Regions from separate parts of the Mus musculus genome. Here all the other regions are linked to region 2. Evidence: chromatin loops called from intact Hi-C (ENCODE). Cell type or tissue: heart. All regions are shown on one strand. Links, peaks and the distances in the headings refer to the core of each region. The heading gives the core; the rest is flanking DNA.

Region 1 (6,597 bases), core at 2,646-5,145, 720 kb after region 2:
AACCAGGTATGGTGGCACGTGCTTATAGTGCCAACTGAGAGACCAAGGCAGGAAGAGCTCAAGCTCAAGTCCTTGACTGTGCAGTGACTTCAGACTGGGATACATGGCCTACATCTCAGAGAAACGAGTTTCTTTCTTTCTTTCTTTCTTTCTTTCTTTCTTTCTTTCTTTCTTTCTTTCTTTCTTTCTTTCTTTCTTTCTTCCTTCCTTCCTTCCTTCCTTCCTTCCTTCCTTCCTTTCTTTCGTTCTTTCTTTTTCTTTCTTTCTTTCTTTCTTTCTTTCTTTCTTTCTTTCTTTCTTTCTTTCTTTCTTTTTTTTTTTTGCTTGTTTATTTGTTTTTACATCCTCAGCCAGGCAGTGGTGGCACACACCTTTAAGCCCAGCACTTGGGAGGCAGAGGCAGGTGGATTTCTGAGTTCAAGGCCATCCTGGTCTACAGAGTGAGGTCTAGGACAGCCAGGGCTACACAGAGAAACCCTGTCTCAAAACAAACAAGCAAGCAAACAAACAAACCTCAAAAGGCTATCCATTAATATTCAACATATTAAACATTGACCAGCTAAGTGTTCAGCAACATGAAAATAAATATTTGTATCTGTCCCTTATGTTTGATATTGAATCCAGAACATTGAGAATGTTTTGTTAGTTTGCCTGTTTGTTTGTTGTTTGTTTTAAGGACTTGAAGTTACATTTCTGTCTACCTCATGGAAGGATTCCTGGTTTCTTACTCTAAAATCTTCTTCTTCTTCTTCTTCTTCTTCTTCTTCTTCTTCTTCTTCTTCTTCTTCTTCTTCTTCTTCTTCTTCTTCTTCTTCTCCTTCTCCTTCTCCTTCTCCTTCTCCTTCTCCTTCTCCTTCTCCTTCTCCTTCTCCTTCTCCTTCTCCTTCTCCTTCTCCTTCTCCTTCTCCTCCTCCTCCTCCTCCTCCTCCTCCTCCTCCTCCTCCTCCTTCTCCTTCTCCTCCTCCTCCTCTTTTTCCTCCTCCTCCCCCTCCTCCTCCTCTTTTTCCTCCTCCTCCCCCTCCTCCTCCTCCTTCTTGTCCTCCTCCTCCTTCTTTTCCTTCTTCTCCTCTTCAAGATTTTATTCATTGTACGGGAGTACATTGTTGCTATATCTTCAGAGACACCAGAAGAGGGCATCGGATCTTTTACAGATGGTTGTGAGCCACCTTGTGGTTGCTGGGAATTGAACCCAGGACCTTTGGAAGAGCAGTCAGTTCTCTTAACCGCTGACCTCTTCTCCTTCTTGATCACTGTCCATTCCAGAAGATTTAAAAGTTCCATTGAAAGGCTTTGTTTTCTTCTAAGGTACTTAAGACTAAGTCTCTGCTACATCATTTGTGAGATTTTAATGTGTTTCTGGGGGGAGGGGAGGGGGGAAGGAGGAGGAGGAGGAGGAAGAAGATGAAGAAGAAGAAGAAGAAGAAGAAGAAGAAGAAGAAGAAGAAGAAGAAGAGGAGGAGGAGGAGGAGGAGGAGGAGGAGGAGGAGGAGGAGGAGGAGGAGAGAGGAGAGAGAAGAGAAGAGAAAGGAGAGAGAGGAGGAGAGAGAAGTTTATACAATTAAAATAAGCAATAAGTGTCAGTATAGAAGGATGATGCTCCCAACTCTTTGAAATGTCCACCTAATGTCTGTCAATTGTCATTGTCATCATCACTGTCATCTTATTTGCTTTTAGAAAGAGGGATCTGGCAGAGTTTCCCATTGCACTTAATAGATGCACCTACCTTAAGTTCCTTCCAGGCTTTAATGGGTTCTCAGTATTGGCTTGTGATCTTGAGCTTTTCCGAGTCCTTCTCCACCTGGTTTCACTTCTGCTTCTTCACACTGCCCTGTGGGACACAGTGCTCCTCACTGCACTGTCAGGGAGCCTGTGATTTTGATTTTGATTGGTTCTATTACCAATAATATTTACTTTGGCCCTTTGATTCAGGTCGAGTCTTACAGAAAAAGACTATACAGTGCATAATTCCTCTTTTTTTAAAAAAAATTAAATTACCTGCACCGAAATCTTGGCTTTATTGCTGCTTACCACTTGTATGGTCATGATCACTGTTCATTAACGGATGTTATGATCATTGTGCCCACTGCGCAGGCTGTGACAAAAAGCAAATTTAGCCCAGGAAGATCTCTGGTTTATTTTATTGTGTGATTTTTTTTATTGATTTGCAAAACTTTTTATAATAAAGTTTATAAGATTTTTAAAACAAGAAATCCCCTGTCCATGATGGTATTACAGATATTTGGATACTGAAACAAAATGAGATTTCCTAACTTGTGTAAGGAAAATAAAATGAAAGTTTGTTTCTCACAAACGTAGTCATGTTTCAGGATCTTTTTCTTCTTCTATAAAATCATACATGAATCTCTGGGACCAGAGGGCATTCCCAAAGGGGTAACTTCAGTAGATGGCTCCTATTTTTCTCCTTGATCAAGTGGGTGAGTCTTACTGCTTCGTTGTCACACTCCTTCATGGGACCATCACCATAGCTCCCATACCTCTGGTCTCAAGTAACTCGGCGCTCCATTTCCTGAAATTTAATAACATCTCCCACCCAGGTGTGCGGAATATGTGTGTTGCCTCTTGGCCACAGCCTTTATTCAGCCTTTCTTCCCATCCTAAATCCTTATTCCTCAGTAGTCCCCTCCACACCAGCCTCTGTCAACCTTCCTTTTCTCTGATACATCCTCCCTGTGTCGGGTGGCTTCATAGAAACACAGTGATCTCTAGCTCCAACGTGTGACAGGATTGATCAGGTGAAAAGCAGTCCCGTAGAGGGGCTGTGCAAACGGCATAACAGTCCTGCAACGGCTAGGAAGCCATTTCTTCCACGCTACAGGAGCACCAGTCCCTCGGGTGGGTCCCACTTCTGACCATCCTTGAGAAGCAGTGTCTGGAGATATTTCCTCTGGGAAAAGCTGTAACGGCAGACTGCTACACCAAGATCCTCATTCTTAAAGCACTATTAGCACAGGAGGAATCCTGTCTAAAAGCAGTCGGTCGAATAATTCTAATCCTTTAAAAGCTAATAAATAAATAATTAAATAAATGAAGAGCCGTCTGCTCCGAGAGAGAGAGAGAGAGAGAGAGAGAGAGAGAGAGAGAGAATGAGAATCAGGCCTAGTTACCTTCTTTGAATGGAAAAGGCACCTGTGTATTCTCACAACTTAAAGGCAAGGAAAATGCGGGCAGTTAATTTCTTAACTAACCTTACCTCATCATATAAAAGTTGAACACCGTTATTTTACTACCCGTCTTGTAAAAGCAGTGCGCACCTGGCTCAGAGCCGCCAACAAATGGCTATTACTCTGCCATCATTGTGGTCTTTCTCTCCATCCTATCCTGCTTTGGAAATTTATTGGAGGGATCAGAATCTCTGTGGGGCTCCAGACTCTCAAAGTGTGCTTGCTTAAGGCGTGGTGGTATGTGATACATGGTGTGGGGTGGGGTGTGTGTGTGTGTGTGTGTGTGTGTGTGTGTGGACTTGTGTGTCCAGCCACAGAGAATCCTCAGGTTGACAGAAGCGTTACCGCCATCTGCTGCTGAATTGAGCCTACTGCGATTTGCAGGAAACTGAACCCGCAGGGGAAGAATGTTAATCAATCCTTCCCCTACACGGAGCCTGTGGGCTACTTCTAATCTCGCCTGTCACCCAAAAGGCCAAGCAAGCTGCTGTTTGGATTCACAGTGACCTGGCTAACAAAGATGAAGGCTCCAGCTACTCCAGCTACCTGGGAAGGGGACTGAGGAGCTCAGGAATGTGACCCCCTTGCATCGCAGGCGGGGAAGAGCTGGGGCAGGGAAGCAAAGGGGACCTCGGTAGGCTGCTGGGCTCCTAGGGGCTCCCCCAGCTATGCTTCTTGATGCTCTGATCGTAACGGCACCACTGGCTCCTTTGTTTCGGGAAAAGATCTATCTGTATTGGCCTGAGGCAGACTTTACCCCTCCCGCTTGCATCAGGAATCCTTTGCTTCTTCGCCGCGCCCATCCGTGGACATCCAGGGAGCAGGCGGAAACCTTACGCGGCTGTCAGCAGCGGTGATGGGTGACGCCAAGAGAGCAGCCGCTGGCGCCCGCCCTCCAAGCACTTCCTGCCGCGCTGGATGGCGGTGCGGGCTCGCTGGCGCGCACCTCTGCCCCCTCGTGGCACGTGCAAGCATCGCGGCTTCGCAGACGCCACAGCCCACCCGCACCCGAGGCGGGGCGGGGACACTGGAGTGCTTTTCATAGGGACTTTTTTTTTTTTTTTTCCTTTCGTTTCCATTCAACTCCTGGCATCACAAAAAGGGTTTCCAGGTTCACTCAGTTACTTATTAATGGCAGAAGTGAGGGTGGGTGAGGGGGATAGAGCGAAGAAAGGAAAGAGACTAAAAACATGTTTGCGGCGAGGAAAGAGAGGATTAGGAAAAAATTGAACGATGTTAAGAAGGGAGAGAGGCAAGGTGACAGTGACGAGAGACTGGAGTGACAGCAGAGGTTGTGGGAAGAATACAAGGAGCAACAGTTTGGGGGGCGGGGGGAGGCTGCTTCCGCTCAAGAAAAGGAGGGCGTGACATCCGGGAGAGGTAAAAGCTCATTTTGATGAAGTGAACCCTGTGAACATTTCAATATGCCTCTCTCCTAGTTTACATCCCATTTTGGTTGACAGCTGCTGAAAATGAGTTTCCATCTTTCTGTCTTGTTTTAATATTCTCTTGTATCCCACATCTCTGAGATCATTAGAGGCAGAAAACAATTATGTCATCCATCCCTGTGCCTGATAGAATCCTCAGGCACATGCTGGCTTATTAACTCCAGTCTTTCCCTGCCACCATCAGCCGCATCTTTTTGTTCTTCTTCTGATTCATGCACAGTCACACGCAATCTCTCCCCCTCACGGCTGATCTCTATGGACTCACGGACCCTTAGGGAAATACAAGTGTAGCTGCAAAGAATCCAATTGCATGTGACAAATACTTTTCCAGGGCTTCTGCCACCTATTCGTCAACAACAACAACAACAACAAAAAGTAAAGCTAACCTGTAAAAGCCACAGGGAGTCACAAACAGTGCTTCTTTGGAGTCACATCTGTAGCCCTTGACTCCTCCCTTTTGTCTTCTTCGACACAACAAAAGGAAAGAGATTTTGCTGGTTCTGTGTTGGCCTGATCTCCATGCAAGCTGTAAAAAAGGTTGAAAGGAATTTTCTAGACACCAGCCTTAGTCACTACTATTTTGCCAACACTGTTGAATTTGATTCCAAAATTGGAGAGGGAGGTCACATTTCAAAAGCCTGGACAGGATGATAAAAACTGTTTTGGCAGAAGATTAATCGTTGCAGATGGGTGTGGGCAGTGGTGCCCAAACTCATTTACCATAACAAATGGTTTCATGAAAATGTTTTGGTCAATACAGCTTATTTTACCACATTGTGGGCTGGTTGTAGGGGTGGAATGGGCATCTCCTGATTCAGTGTTATCAAGATTCTTTCAGAGGCTCCTCTCAGGAAGGGAGCCTCCTTCTGGACAGTGCCAAGGATACCTGAAGATAGAAATTCAGCTTGGACACAAGCCATTTTCCATTACAGCCAATGGACTGTGTTGCAGAAAAGCACCTTAAATGGGGGAAAATACTTTGGGAATCTGAAACCAACCAACCAACCAACCCCCCCGAAAAAGAACCCCAAAAGTCAAAAATAAAATAAAATAATGAAGGCTGAAAGCCACTGAAGTGTCTATAGTCTCGGTTTCTCTTAGTGTCTCTGTCCTTTGCGGGCTGGTGGCCACTTTTATGCTGTGTCTGCACCTGGACTTTCTGTTGAGCAGGGTGCTGGTTCATTCTTGTTGTTTCTTTGTTTCTTCCTCTTGTCTAAGGACAAGAGTCAGCTTGAAGACAGTTGTTTTCTGTTGTTGTTTCTCATCCCCTTGAGTCACAGGTGGTTGCGAGCTGCCTATGGGGCTATGTAGGTGCTATTACTAGAGTCTTCCGGAAGAGCAACTTGTGCTGAGCCATCTTTTTAGCCTCTTAGCCCTTGCTTATAACTTCCTCCTCAGTTCCTTCTTTAGAGTTTCTGCCTCCGCCCTCCAAATGCACTGACATACATGCAAAGGCGCTGGAGGTTAAGGTTAGGATATATAAATCCTAGGGGGTGCCACCTAGTTAGTATCACTCTCTAAGCGTGCTCAGATGGGTTATTGAGCATCTGCTTTCCAGATTTCACAAGGATAGAGAAGTCTGCAGTGGAGAAAAACCTCATGGTAGACACAAAAGACCCAGTAGGTCTGTGGTTACCCTGTGCAGATGGCTGTGTCGCCTCAAATAAGAGTTTTCTGAACTTGGGTTCCCTCAGTTGGGAAACAGACTAACTGCTACTGCTCCACCGTGGATTGTCTGTGAATATAATTGTGCCCAGACGCCTAAGGCAGTGAGTTAGGAGTCATTGTGGAAACCACCAGCTCTGCTTCACTGAGTGTTCTTCCCACAGCTTATCTTCCAAGTGGTAAGTTTCCCTTGTGCTGAGAGTCAGTGTAATATATGCGGGCAAGGTGTGGAGGGGCAACGATGTACATTTGGATTCCACTCCATCTCCTTCGTGCCACTACAACAGAGTAGTACAGACTGA
Region 2 (6,597 bases), core at 1,390-3,889:
TATATGGCAGTACTGACTAGCCTTTCACATGTAAAATACAGCTGTATTTACTTAAGGAATCATATGATTGATGAAGTTGAATTTGGATGCAAGGATAAACATATTGTAACATTAGACCTTAAAAAAATAAAAAGCAGTCATTCTCACAGTTTGCAATAAAAACTGATGGAGTAGCTTTTATAAGATACATGTGACTTTGGAATCCATGCATATGAAAACTCACTTGCTGATTGTGATACATCTGAGACTATATGTAGATGACATAAAAGTCAACTAATATTTTCTCAATTGATTGGACCAGCTACAATGCAGGATTCCTGAGTTTCATTGACCAATTACTGGTGATGGAGCTTGGATAACTAAAATTTAAGAAATACTGTAAGGTGATTATTATGCACCCTGATGCTTAAAAACCAATGAACTATATGGTATAATAATTAAATGTTTGAAAACATTTCCCATAACAATTGCTTACTTTTTAAAAATTAGCTTCTATACTTAATAAATATGATCAAAAGCAACTTGTGAACACTAAGTATAAAAAGTTATTTAAAGACAGTAGATGTAGTCTTGTTTTACATTTACTAGTTATTAAGGCAAAATACAGAAAATTTCGAAAACATCTCTAAAGAGTCTGCTGCCACAGAGGAGCATTCTAAGTAATGCCCCAGATTTGAATGTTCTTAAGCTGTGTGTGTTGCTCTGACTTGGACTTTATTATCGTTCCTTCTTTAGTTACAGCAGTAATTGCAGGGACACTCCTTAGTATTTGTACACTGTTTTTACTACTCGTGAAAGCTTTACAGACATGAACTCACTCGTTTAATCCTCACAATAACTCTATAAGAGTTTATAGGAAAGGTAACATCTACTATTGCTTTTTAAAAATTATAAAGGCAAACTTAAAAAGTTAAGTGAATTATCCAATCCTAAGTTTATTTGTGTTTTCAGTGATATGTGGACTTAAAACTCAAGCATAAGTTCCATACAAAAACATGTGAAACTTAAACCTTAACTCTGACTTTAACAAGTTATGAATAAAGTTTAAAATAGCATGAAATAATATGTAGGTGGCAAGTAGTTGCTCTTTAAAAATATTCTACTTATTTTATAGCTTAAAAGAGAAAGATGGTGGTAGCCCAATCAACCAAACTAAATATTTAATAAAATGCAAAATCTTACGGTGCCTCTCTCTTATAATTCCCATGCCCACTTTAAATGTAACCCTGTAAGAAGAGCTTTCTCTTCTGAGTCATGAGATAACAGGTAATATTTTCAACAATGAGTAATTTAACTTTTAGCTATAGTAGTAATTCAAAAACTGAGATGTCAAAGGTACAAAAATAATGTAAACACAAGAGCAGGCCTTCCAAAACTCATGAGTTGACACCCTTCAGATCAGCCGGATCAGTCCAATTCTTTTATGCACTGATGTAGGAGGGCCAAGTATCTCATTCACATTAGCACAAGAATTTTGTTGTGAAGCTGAAATTAGAAACCGAGCATTGACTACTGCACAGCCAACCATAACACACACACAAACAGAAAATGTCATTTTAATAAGGAGCACTCACAAAAAGGGACCTATCATGACTGCCCTCCAAAAGACCCAACAAGCAGCTGAAAGAGTCAGAGGTAGATAGTTGCACCCAACCAATGGACAGAAGCAGCTGACCCATTGTTGAATTAGAGAAGGCTGGAAGAAGGTGAAGAAAAGGGTGATCCTGTAGGAGGACCAGCAGTCTCAATTAATCTGGACCCCCGAGATCTCTCAGATACTGGACCACCAAACAGGCAGCATACACCAGCTGATATGAGGCCCCCAACATACATACAGTAGAGGACTGCCCGGTCTGTGTTCGTTCAAAGATGATGCACCTAACCCTCAAGAGACTGGAGGCCCCAGGAAGTTTAGAGATCAGGTGGGGTGGGGTGGTGGGGACATCCACGTGGAGACAGGTGGGTGGGGAGGAGGTGTGGGAAGTGGAACAGTTAGAGGGTGGATGGGGGGAATAAAATATGGAGTGTAAAAAAATAAATTAATTAAAAAAAGAAGAAAAACTAAATATATACATATATATATACATACATATATACATAATATATATACACACACATATATATATGTGTATATATATGTGTGTGTGTGTGTGTGTGTGTGTATAGTATCAAAGAGAAAGTTAGAGAGGATTGTTTGAAAAGGAGCTAAGTCAAAAGGTGTTCTTCCAAGAGAAATTCTTTGAAAACCATTTAAATCTTGGAGAGAGAAGGATAAAGTAAGTGTGTATATGTGTGTGTGTGTGTGTGTTGTGTATTATGTGTGTGTGCAAAATAAATAAATGTGTCATAAGCTGCCCAGTATAAGTATTCATGTGAACCTCAAGTGACTTGAGTGAGTATTCTGAGTACCATAGAAGGTTCCAGAATGACAGACAGTCATACATAAGTCTCATCCTCCAGCCCAGGGCTTACACAGCCTATATGCTCAGAAACAATGACAAGTGAATGTGAGAAGTGGTATTACAAGGGATGCATAGAAAAGTTCCCATCAGAATTCAAAAGAAGAAATAGCTTGGTGTCTGATGTGCTTAGTTTCAGTTTTATAAGCGGTAAGAACTGGGTGAAAATCTCTTGTCTTCTCCATCTCTAACTCTAAGTTAAATACATCCCTCCCTGAACTCAGCATTTTAAAATTTTCAATACTAGTATGAGAGAGGGAAATACACAGATCCTAATATTTTCTTGAGAATTAAGAATTCTCGAACACACTAAAACACTTCATACGTATTTTTGTAACATTAATGCAAAACCAAGGCTTAGAACAAATTGCAAATATTTTTCTGAATGTCCAGTTGTTTCCTTTTCACTGGCTCATGCATTAGTTACTCTCATAGCAACAGGGACACAAGGTGGCACTGTCGTGCTGACATTCATTCCAGGCCCTTTCTAAATGGACAAATTTGAAAGAGGCAAGAGGGGCTATTGTGGCAGTTAAAACCAGAGTTGTGATGCTGGCCTCCCAGGTCTGCCAGGACTTACAGGGGCTAAGGAAAAACAAATCTTTTTGAATTTCATGAAAATCACATTATGATTTTATAGAAGACAGTGTATTCTCTGATGGCATCGCCTAAATATCATGTCTGTGTTCATAAAATGTTCAAAGGCATCCAGTTCAGCTTTGCCAGTAGAAACTCAGAAGTGAGCGGTGTACCACGGATAAGCTGTGGACACGGACCACCTCTCCATCTAGTGGCCAGTGGGAAAGAGGAGCCATGGAAGCTAGGCTGCACTCCACTCACTTAAAACTTACTTAAAACTGTCTTTTCTCAGACGACCCGCAGGCAATTAAGTCCTTCAGTCTGTCAAAAAAATAATTTTTGGTTTATTGCAATTATTGAGTCATTAAATATGACCAATAATATATCGTGATATTTACTTAACCCTGATCCCACCACCTCAAAGTTAAAGTGCTGTGCTCTCTCAGACCAGAAGCTCTTTCTACTCTTCCACCATTGCAAACCCAAACTTCCTCCATCCACTTTTAGCTTATAAACAGAAACTATGAACAGAGAGAGCTACAAATAAAGCTACCTAAAACAAAAATCACACTGCTGAAGACTTAAAAAATAGAATCAGATAAGTTTTACTGTTTTACTGTCAAAGAAAAAAAAAATCCTGCAAAACAGAGATTGTGACTTATTTAAAAATCACAGTCAAAAGAAACAAGGCCTCCAGATTTAGCCACTTAAAACCCTTTCTTGCATTAATTAATACCACCTGATTCCAGAGGAAGAACTTTGTAGCAGACTGTAGGGTTTTTCTCAACATACCAGAAAAAAAAAAATAGTTTTTAAACTTTTGTTCATATGTTTCATGGCCAACTGATAGAACAAAACTATTGAGTGTAGGTACTGAAGTATCTATATCTTCATATTGGTGGGTATGCTGAGAATGTAAGAGTATAATTTTTTCTTAAAAGGAAAGAATTATCTGGATCTACTCAACATTTGCAAAGCAAGCACCAAATGGGCAGGATGCACTGAAGAATGGGCTATTACAACCTGGATTCGGGAAGCTTTTATGTAAAACAAAACCTGAATCCATTTTGTCTGATGGAAAGTTGAGAGGGTATTTTGGTTGCTGTTTTATATAAAATTATTTGGCTTTGTTTTAAGAGAAAACACACACAAACTTGGTAGATCAGTTCACCCACGTTAATTCCGCTTACGGTGCTGCTTTGGTGACTGCTTTGTTAGGAAGACTTCTTACAGAACAAATATGAAGATCTATCTGCTCAGAGCTCAAACCCCAAGGATTCAAGGACAGCAAGAGGCCTGATACTGAGAGTCCCACTCGTGTGAGACGCTTTGACTCTGCTATAACCTCGCAGAAGTGGCACCATTAGCATCTGAATCGGGATGAACAGAGTAGTTAGATCTATTGGCTTTAGCAGGATGAAAACGGAAGCTGTAGGAATGGGTCAAATAGCTTTTTCCTAAGTTGGGCACAAAGTATTTTTCTTTCACCAACTCCTCCCATTCTCAGTATTACTTATTTCAATTTCCTTCTTAAGCACATCTATTTCTTTTCCTTGTAGCAATGAAATGAGGGAATAAAGATCATTGCTGATATAAGAAACCACAAAATGGTACAAGGATTTTACTTCTTTTTAATCCTATTTGAAACCCAAGTGATAAGAATATATGACCAAGAACATAGGGACAATGAATAAATATATAAAGAGCAGGGGTGTATTTACTGAATTAAGAGGAGTTTAATGTGTCCAGTATTTTAAAAAGAAAATAAATCACCACGAAATAGTGTAAAGCAACCCTCCCAACAGCATTTGCCTGACTTCTATTTAGACAACAACAAAAAAGGCTGTCTACGTAAGGTGTTTTTATTTTAAATGACAGTCATACAGTTTTCACATGTGCATATGAGAACCAAAACAGTTACATAACCTGAAGAAGCATCCTGCTAATTATTTTTACTAATGGCTAAGTTGGCATACCCATACGAATAGAAAACACTCCTATAATCTTTGTCAGTTACATTTGCTGGAACGATCAAACTATGAAATGAATTCACAACAACAGATTACAATTAGATTGTAAATCCATATGATATTTTAAAAGGAAAACTAAAAACAGAAACTCAATTTAATAGAAAGAGAAAAACTAAAGGCTCCTAAATGTTAGCTGTTAACATTTATATAACAAATTTTATGGTTTCAAGATAGGTTCACATTGAGTTTCTTTAAGGGCAAAATAACACTATGTAATTTATAATTATTCCCATTTGTATGGTTTTCAATTTATTGGGCATCATTTTATTCTTCTAACTGCAAACTCTACTATACATGAATATATTTTTAATATAACTCCTTACATTAGTAGTTTAATTTGAGAACTTTTCAAATAAATTCTTGATTCTTAACTGCTTAATGTGAAATATGAGCATTAAATTCATCTTATCTGAAGACACAGATGTCTTCAATAGCAAAGCTACTTCTTATAGCAGCAAGGCAAACAGTATATGATAATCACGACCCTTTCAATCAGCTGTGATGGAAAGCACTCAGAATTCATGAAAACTGTGCATGGGTCCATCTGCCAACTATAGGAACTGATCAGTTTACTGTCCATGCTCCTTTCTTCTCGACATTCCTATGTAGAAAAGCTGCTAAGTTTGTCGGGATTAAAGTGGTTATGTAAGAGCTGCATTGCTTAACAGAACTACAAAACACTGCCTAGAGTCTCAGCTGAGTGTCAAAAGATTCCAGAAAGGCAAACGTTCCATGCCCTCAAGCTGATGACTCTCAAGTGAACTGTACAGTAACCGAGAAGCTTGATCCTGGAGTAGAAGAGATGTTATGGAGCCAAAATCAAGCATAGTTTTCCCTGAGTTGAGTGCAGAACCAGCAGAGTATTTGTCAATGTGTCCATTACCACAGGAGGACAGAGTCCCAGAAAAAGTCCCACTTCTAAGCCCTTGAAGGCGGCTTTGAACAACTGCTGTGGTACATACCACATGCTCAACAGTAATACAGGTAGGTGGCACTATTTCTTCTTAGAGCCTCAGAAACTTGCCTCTACTGCTTCTGAAACAGCTTGAAATTATTCTTGGCACATTAAATATAATAGGTTTCGATACTGACATGTGATTATAGGACATTTGGGTAACAGGACAAGAAGTCAGACATGTTCTAGAATGTGTAGAATGCATGTAGCCTTTAGACTTTGGGTCACAAATGAAAAGTACCTGGCTAAGTTAAGGGATTACATAATAGCAACCAAAATGTCTTATATAATGAGAAAAATAATTAAAAGACCTTGGCCTCTAAGCAAAGAACAGATTGCTTCGTTAAAACGTGGTGCTGGCACATGAAAACACAGGCAGACGGAAGGACTAGGTTAGGACCTCTGGAAGTGCATGCCATCAAGGGTCAACCAAAACTAAGTATAGACAAAAAGACATATGGAAACCTGCTACTTTGTAAGCTACTTCAAGATGATTTTTTAATGGAGAGATAAAAGCACTTACAAGTCTACCTTGCACAATTGACAGTGTGTCCACTACAGTAGGACAGCCTGT
Region 3 (6,597 bases), core at 1,533-4,032, 450 kb before region 2:
CTCTCTCAGTGTATGTGGTTGGTGTGTTAGCAGAGACACACACAGGAAGACTTCCATGTAGCTCTGGATGGCCACTGAGCTCCATACATTTCTTAGGTCATGTTTGAAAGTTCAGAACACAATTTTATTGTTTAGCTTTGTAGAAAATAACAAAATAAATAAAAGTACCCCATAATATATTATATATATGAATAGTTCAATAATTACTAACATGGACTAACAGAAATGTAGTCTATCATACCAGGCTTTCCTTTCTGGCCCTAACTTATTGAAGCAACATTGTTTCACACCGAAAGCTAATCGATTTGATGAACCTTGGAAACTACAGGAGCTGTGCTAGGAAGTCATTTGCTCTAGAGGTCACTGACAAACCCTGGTGTGACTGTAGCAGTACACAGTGTCTGAGGGCACTTGGGACATAGGAGCATGCATGAGTTCTGTGGTTAAGAATCCAAATCGCCCAATATAGCAAACAAACTTCCAGAGCTAAGTATCAATGTTATACACTGAATCACTGTACCAGTTGGAGCAAAGGTAAATACACATAACAGATACATAGGAGATGCATCTGTAAAATCAGCTGTTATTAAAACATTTTCAGCCCTAGAAGAAATCTACTGGCAATGTGTTAATAGCAAAGGCAGCTAAAACAATAAAATGGCATTTCTTCCCAAATATTTAAGGACATTGAGTAAGGACCCCTTAGGCTGGGTTGTGGTTCTGGGAAATTTAAGCCTATGAGAACCATATTGGGAACATCAAAGACTCTTTCCCCTCCCCAAAGAGCAATTCACTTCAGAGGATGCCACATAGACAAATAATTTAATAGCCACCATGGGTTTTTTGTTTGTTTGTTTGTTTGTTTTTTGTTTTCTCTTTTTTTCCTTTAATATCTTAGAACATGCCACATACTTGACTTTAGAAAGGCGAGAAGGCACAGTAAGATGGAACATGTCTAGAACAACAACGAGCAGGGGCTTGACAGCAGAAGACAAGCCCACTCACCTGACATTTCACTTCTAAGGAGGGTGTGCATACCAAGAACAACACGTAAGGTCCCTACTGGCTATGACAGACCAGGCTGCAACCCCACCCCCACCCCATTCCATTCCTTTGACAACTTTCCGGAGCGTACTCAATCGGTCTCTTCTTATATTGAGGACAACACTATATTTGGGTTCAATATTGTGGAGACAATCATCAGTTTCCTTTGTCAAGACGATGAATTTCCCTGGAGCCATATAAGGAGTCTCACTGCATTCTTCTACTCAGTACCATGAGTACAGAAGAATAAAGAATAGGCTGTGACACATAAGGTTTTCCTGAAGTCAGATGGGGAGAGGCTCCTAACGTTTCAGAGCAGCCTCAAGGAAATGATCTCTAAAGGAAGAGTCCTCGCAAACTTTTTGTGGCTCATCTACTACAGATTTTCTATCTGGCTCAGCTAGCTGTGCACATGGCACAACTGCTCAGAACAGAAATGCATCAAAAGTTAGCAGAGGGAGAGAAACTTCAAATGAATAATTATTCCCACTTTCACTTCCCCCTCCCACCACCCTGAGCTCTTCCTCCCTGCCCCAGTCACTCACCTACCTTCCTCCTCCCACCAGCATGTTTGCTAGGCATGTCAAAGCTGACAGCCCTCTGTGGCAGCAGCACAAACCCTAGTCCTGCAGGCTGCTTCGAAGCAGAGCCTCAAGGCTCTGCCCTTGTCCAGAGTGCGCTCAGCTGTACACACTAAAACTCCTTACCACTCTGATTGTTTGGCAGGCTTTTTTAAATGTTTTTTTTTCTTTTAAAATACCCTTTATTTCCTGCCTGCCTCAGAGACACCAAGAATAGAATCCTTGATACATCAGAGTCTGGAAGCTCCCCCCCACTCACCAGGACTGTGGTTCCTGATCCAGGGAGTGACGGCTGAGAGTCACACAGTCTCTTGAGAGTGTCCAGGCCTGGCTGCTAAGCTCCCTGCTCTGATTAGTCTGTCGAGTTCACAGTGTTCCAGAGTGCTGAAGCACAGAAATTAGGGAGGGGAGGTGGAAGGAAAATCACTGGAGCCTCTTACGATCTAACTTCCACTAACTGAGAGGAAATGTCTTATAAATAAACAACAGCAAGAGAAACACACACCAAAAAAAAAAAAAAAAAAACAAAAAAAAAAAAACTATCCCATCCTGCCAGAGGAATGTACATTATTGTCTCCCGACGGAAAACTTTGCACCACACCAGAATGCAGCCATGTCTCCTGAAACTACCTCTCTTAAAACAGAAAGAAAAGAGACTCAAGAAGGGAGGTAGGGAAGCTTTTCTCATGTCCTTGAATTCTGTTGGGAAGTTCACGTGAGTTCCCAGGATACAGGCTACTCTAAGCAGTTTCACAGAGTCTGTGTTCCAGGGTTTCGTGCGGAGGCTGCTTATTAACAAAATTTCATTTCTGCCCAGATCATTGCTCTACCATCCGGACATTTTCAGAAGGGAAGTTCAGGGAGGGTGTGGGGTGGGGGTGGGGGTGGGGAGAGGGTGCAACTGTGGAGGAGAGGAAGAAAAGAGGACAAAGGGAAACTCCTGATGACCCAGAATGCCCTAGCCATAGCCAAGAGCCATGAGAAGCAAGCCCCCACCCAACACCGTCCCCTGCTTGTTGAGGACTTGACGATGGGGTTGTGTGTAATCTACTTACTCTTTCTGCTCGGGAGGCTGAGGTTCCTACATTTCCAGCTCATGCTGGACTGTACCGTAAGCAACAAGTGAAATGAGTTCGGTGAGCTCATTCTAGTCCTTCGACTCCTGTCCACATCACTAAGCGACTGCACAGCTTGGCACAGGCCAGGATGAGTCAGCAGTCTCTGGTCATGAGAGGCCAGGCCTGGAATAGCATTGGGGTGTGTGTGTGTGTTGGGGGTTGGGGGGGGGGGGAGGCAGGTCAGGAGCAAAATGAAGCAGAAAGCCAGCCTAGATGGCAGGACTCAACTGTGTAATATGCAGGATACTGCAGGTCACAATGAAAGAGCCTCATTAGCCCTGGGGTAAAGAATATAAAACTGCAGAAAGAACGGCCGTAAGAACAAAACAGACTCTGAAGGCTAAAGCATGCTGGTTATTATTACTACATGAGCACCTATTTATTCATGTGCTGTAAGTTCAAGTAAAAACAGGTAGTTCCATACTATATTGTTTTAGCATTCTGATATGTTTTCCAATTGCTAAGTAGCAAAACAAAAAAGCAAATATAGCCGTTATATAGAGAAGTAATATACTCTATAAAGTAGTTGTAAGAGTAACTGATACATCAAGGATGGATATTTGGGATGACTGCATCCTTTGTGTAGACACAAAATCATTAAGTCTACATCAAGTCTGACAGTAGAAAAGAGCTGAGAGGAAAGAGACACAGCAAGTTCAATGGTGCACACAGGGAGCACTGCATCGCGTCTAGTTCTACCCAATACGTATAGTATCCAGGACTCTGTTAGACAGTGACCGCCAGGATTCCGAAGCATCACTCCTGTGCTGTACACTATAATACAGCCAGAGGTAAGCCAAAAGAAAGGAGGGGTAAAATCTAAGTTAAAAAAAGAAATCAGTGATGGAGAGGCAAGCTGTGCTATAAATCAACTGATGAAAACTACCTAAAACAGACAGAAAGATACCAATGTAGGTAAGGCTCCTGAGCGGGAGACTGGGAACCCTCGACACGGAAGGGGAAAGTCCGGCTGTGGTTTGGAGCTGTGTAGCATGGGAAGCAGAATGAGCCTCCAGAGAAGAAAAACACTAGTGAACAACTTGAAGTTTGAAGGGGAGCCGCCAAGATCTAGAACACATTCTTAGCTTTTAGCTCTCAGAGGCACAAGGTTGTGTCTGTTAAGAAAACATGTATGACAGGCTATGTAGCTTCTGTCCCACAGCATGTCAGTAGAGTATCCTATCACATGTTCAATGAATTTCCTAGTCTGTTTCCTTCTCTTTGAAAGGGGGGTGACCGTATCATCCTAATTGGCGTTATAAAGGCTGAGTTGATGTTTATCTATTTTTGTCATGGTATGTCTGTCTGACGCCGAATACACCAGAAACTACTATTATCACTAGCATCACTTATCACCCTTATGTGCCCAGTCAGAGAAGCTCTGCCATTGGTGTCCCACCAGATTGAGTAGAACCAGAAGAAATACTACAGGAGATCAGTTGGATGTAGGGCTTACCATGCTGCTTTGAAGAGCTTGTTTTCATGTGGGATTTTCAGTGTTACAATGTGAATACGGGGGATGCTGATGATCTATTATGTGAAAACCTTGATTGGGGAATCCATGTTATCAAAGGAACTGGGAGCCTGACAGTGTCTAGTAACCAGAGGCCAAAAGAAAAAAAAAAATGAGGGAATTTTTAGAAGCTACTCCAAAAGCAACAGGATAAAAGTGCTATTGGCCTTGACCACATGATGAGGCTGTTTTACCAAAGGGGAAAACTTAGTCCAGTTGATTGTCCCAGCCTAATTGATTAATTGTGGGTCTGACCATCTGGCTGATGAATGCTGACACCCAGCAGTGATTACTGTGTAACACAAGTCCGGATGTGCTCTCCATGATGCCTCCCACATTAATGGTAACACTGACCCCCAGGTTAGTTTATTTAGGCCTCTTGGCTCAGTCTCTTCATGGAACAGTGGTTGTGGCAGGGAATATTTTACTAGACCTGGTCAAGCATATCTTCTTCTCCTGTTTCAGTGGCCGCTCCTTTCCAATTCCACCCCGATCCTCTCCTGAGCCCTCTCGCACATAATCGGTTTTCATGCAAAGCCCTCCATCTGCACTTTTCATCATGTGGCCGAGGCTCTCATCTCTGGTCGCTCTATTGTGAAGAAGGTTGTTGGACTGGCCTGCAAGGGGAGCCCATGGAGTCCTTTTCACTGTGTTATCTGGACTGGTTTACTATCACTTACTCATATGGTTACAAAACAGAAATTATTTCATCCAAATCTTGAAACTGAGCTAAAGTTCTACAATATTTCAATTCTGTATGAAGATTAAGAGAAGATAATTCTTACATCTTAAAGTTATTTGTCATTCTTAGATGTGTGCCATGGATAGGAACCATCCTTGTCCTGAAACTAACTTGAGATTTCAGGGAAGCATTTCTGAGTTAGAGAAACTGTATCAGGCTGAAGAAAATAGCAGGGTACAGTAAGCGTGCCACCTACAAACCACTCTACATCCGGACACAGCATGTACGCACAATTCCCTGGGCAAATCAGATTTGAACACATGCAAACTTTAGATATTACAAAAAGTTTATTTTCTTCTTCATTCTATTTGGTGGAGAGGTAGGGGACAGTAAGCCCACAGCAAATGGCTTGAAAAGCTTGTGTGAGGAGTCACAACGGACAGTCATCCTTTCTCTGTTCTTTTCCCATCCTGATTTCTACCTTGAAATCATCCGTCTCCTGGTCTCCACAGACACTGAACTCCTCTGTGTTTGGGCTGTATTGGTGTTAATTTTCAGCAGAGAGTGGTAGCAGCATGCTGAAATACAGAGTTCTGTGTGGGGAGTTGGGAAATATTTTTGGCATGGCTGTCAGTAAACAACTCTGTATCTTGGGCAAGTCAAGTCCCTTAACTCCCCATGTCTCAGTTTCTTCATTGAAAAATGATAGGGTAGGACTGCATGAACTCTGCTGTTTCTGCCAACAGTAAGATTCTATGGTTCTATAGCTCATTTCCCTTTTTCTCCCCTCTGGCATCAAATGCTCAACAACTCTGCATAAAATAATTTTTCTTTTTCAGTTACTGAAGGAAAAATATCTCCTTCATTTACTGCTGGGCATTTTCTATTTGTACCCCCTCTTTCTTTTTGATGTTAGATATTTTGAGTCATAAACATGAACATATTCAGATAGATGCTTTAAATTTGAAGGCATTTAAGGAGAATAGCTTTCCCATGTAGAACATTTAGTATAGCTCTGCATGGAGGAAGCCAGCCATCCAAAGTGGAGCAAAGGGGCCAATTCACAAATGAGAGGAAGCCTTTCATAATAAGAGTCTCCAGGCTCTTCAATTTAGATAAAGCTCAAATGCTATCAACTCCCAACTACGTTTCCAGTCAGCCCCAGACACCATCACAGACACTTAGGACTACAAATCTGAGGACCAACGCTGGCAGGGATGCCGCTCTTATTTCACCTCCACCATCCATTGCCAAGTAGGATTTAGGATGGCATAGTAATAAGAGCCAAGAGGACAATCTGTCATTTATTTTCCTCCAAACTTTTTGAAATTTCCCATTTGGGCTCTGTTTCCCAGTTTTAATTTGGTAACTGCCATTTTTCAGCATTTCTTTTAACAGGTTACTAATAATTTCTGATACAGGATCTCATATTTCATTTTCTGCTGCTAGAACTTGCTGTTAATATTTCATCTGCCTTCAACTCAGCTCAGAATAAAGGCTGCTACATTTTAGATACTCTGTTAACACTTAGGTTCTGGGAATTTCATCTCCAGAGTTCACTTAGTTTATCCATATCTGGTTAAGTAACAGGTTGATGGTACAGGCAGTATCTCAGGGTGTGCTGCTAAACATGTTGCAGATTCTTGTGGTAGCTCTTCT

What was found. Peaks named below come from ENCODE experiments on the same cell type or tissue, not always from the same donor. Only the 100,000 strongest peaks of a DNase experiment are listed, where the experiment ranks them.
Region 1: it touches region 2 in a loop (5-fold over the local background); 11 of 42 quality-filtered maps call a loop at or near these places.
Region 3: it touches region 2 in a loop (2.6-fold over the local background); 6 of 42 quality-filtered maps call a loop at or near these places.

Annotation. Positions count from the first base shown.
Region 1 is chr16:42,187,824-42,194,420 of GRCm38, reverse strand. No RefSeq gene overlaps it. Among named protein-coding and RNA genes, the nearest start is that of Mir6540, 110 kb to the left of the region's middle. In heart, for the core only: a CTCF peak has its summit at 4,147 (motif pointing left); a DNase peak (open chromatin) is centred at 4,060; H3K4me3 peaks cover 1,589 bases; H3K27ac peaks cover 1,874 bases.
Region 2 is chr16:42,911,258-42,917,854 of GRCm38, reverse strand. All of the region lies in intron 1 of Zbtb20 (zinc finger and BTB domain containing 20), which reads right to left. It overlaps Gm19522 (predicted gene, 19522), which reads left to right and starts at 5,785. Exons shown (of 4, transcript NR_040402.1): 1 at 5,785-6,052. In heart, for the core only: a CTCF peak has its summit at 2,913 (motif pointing right); no DNase peak of the experiment used is centred there.
Region 3 is chr16:43,359,260-43,365,856 of GRCm38, reverse strand. The region is part of intron 4 of Zbtb20 (zinc finger and BTB domain containing 20); the gene reads right to left. Gm9968 (predicted gene 9968) reads left to right here and starts at 2,191. Exons shown (of 2, transcript NR_167988.1): 1 at 2,191-2,294. In heart, for the core only: no CTCF peak of the experiment used is centred there; DNase peaks (open chromatin) are centred at 1,936 and 2,826; H3K4me3 peaks cover 914 bases; H3K27ac peaks cover 1,685 bases.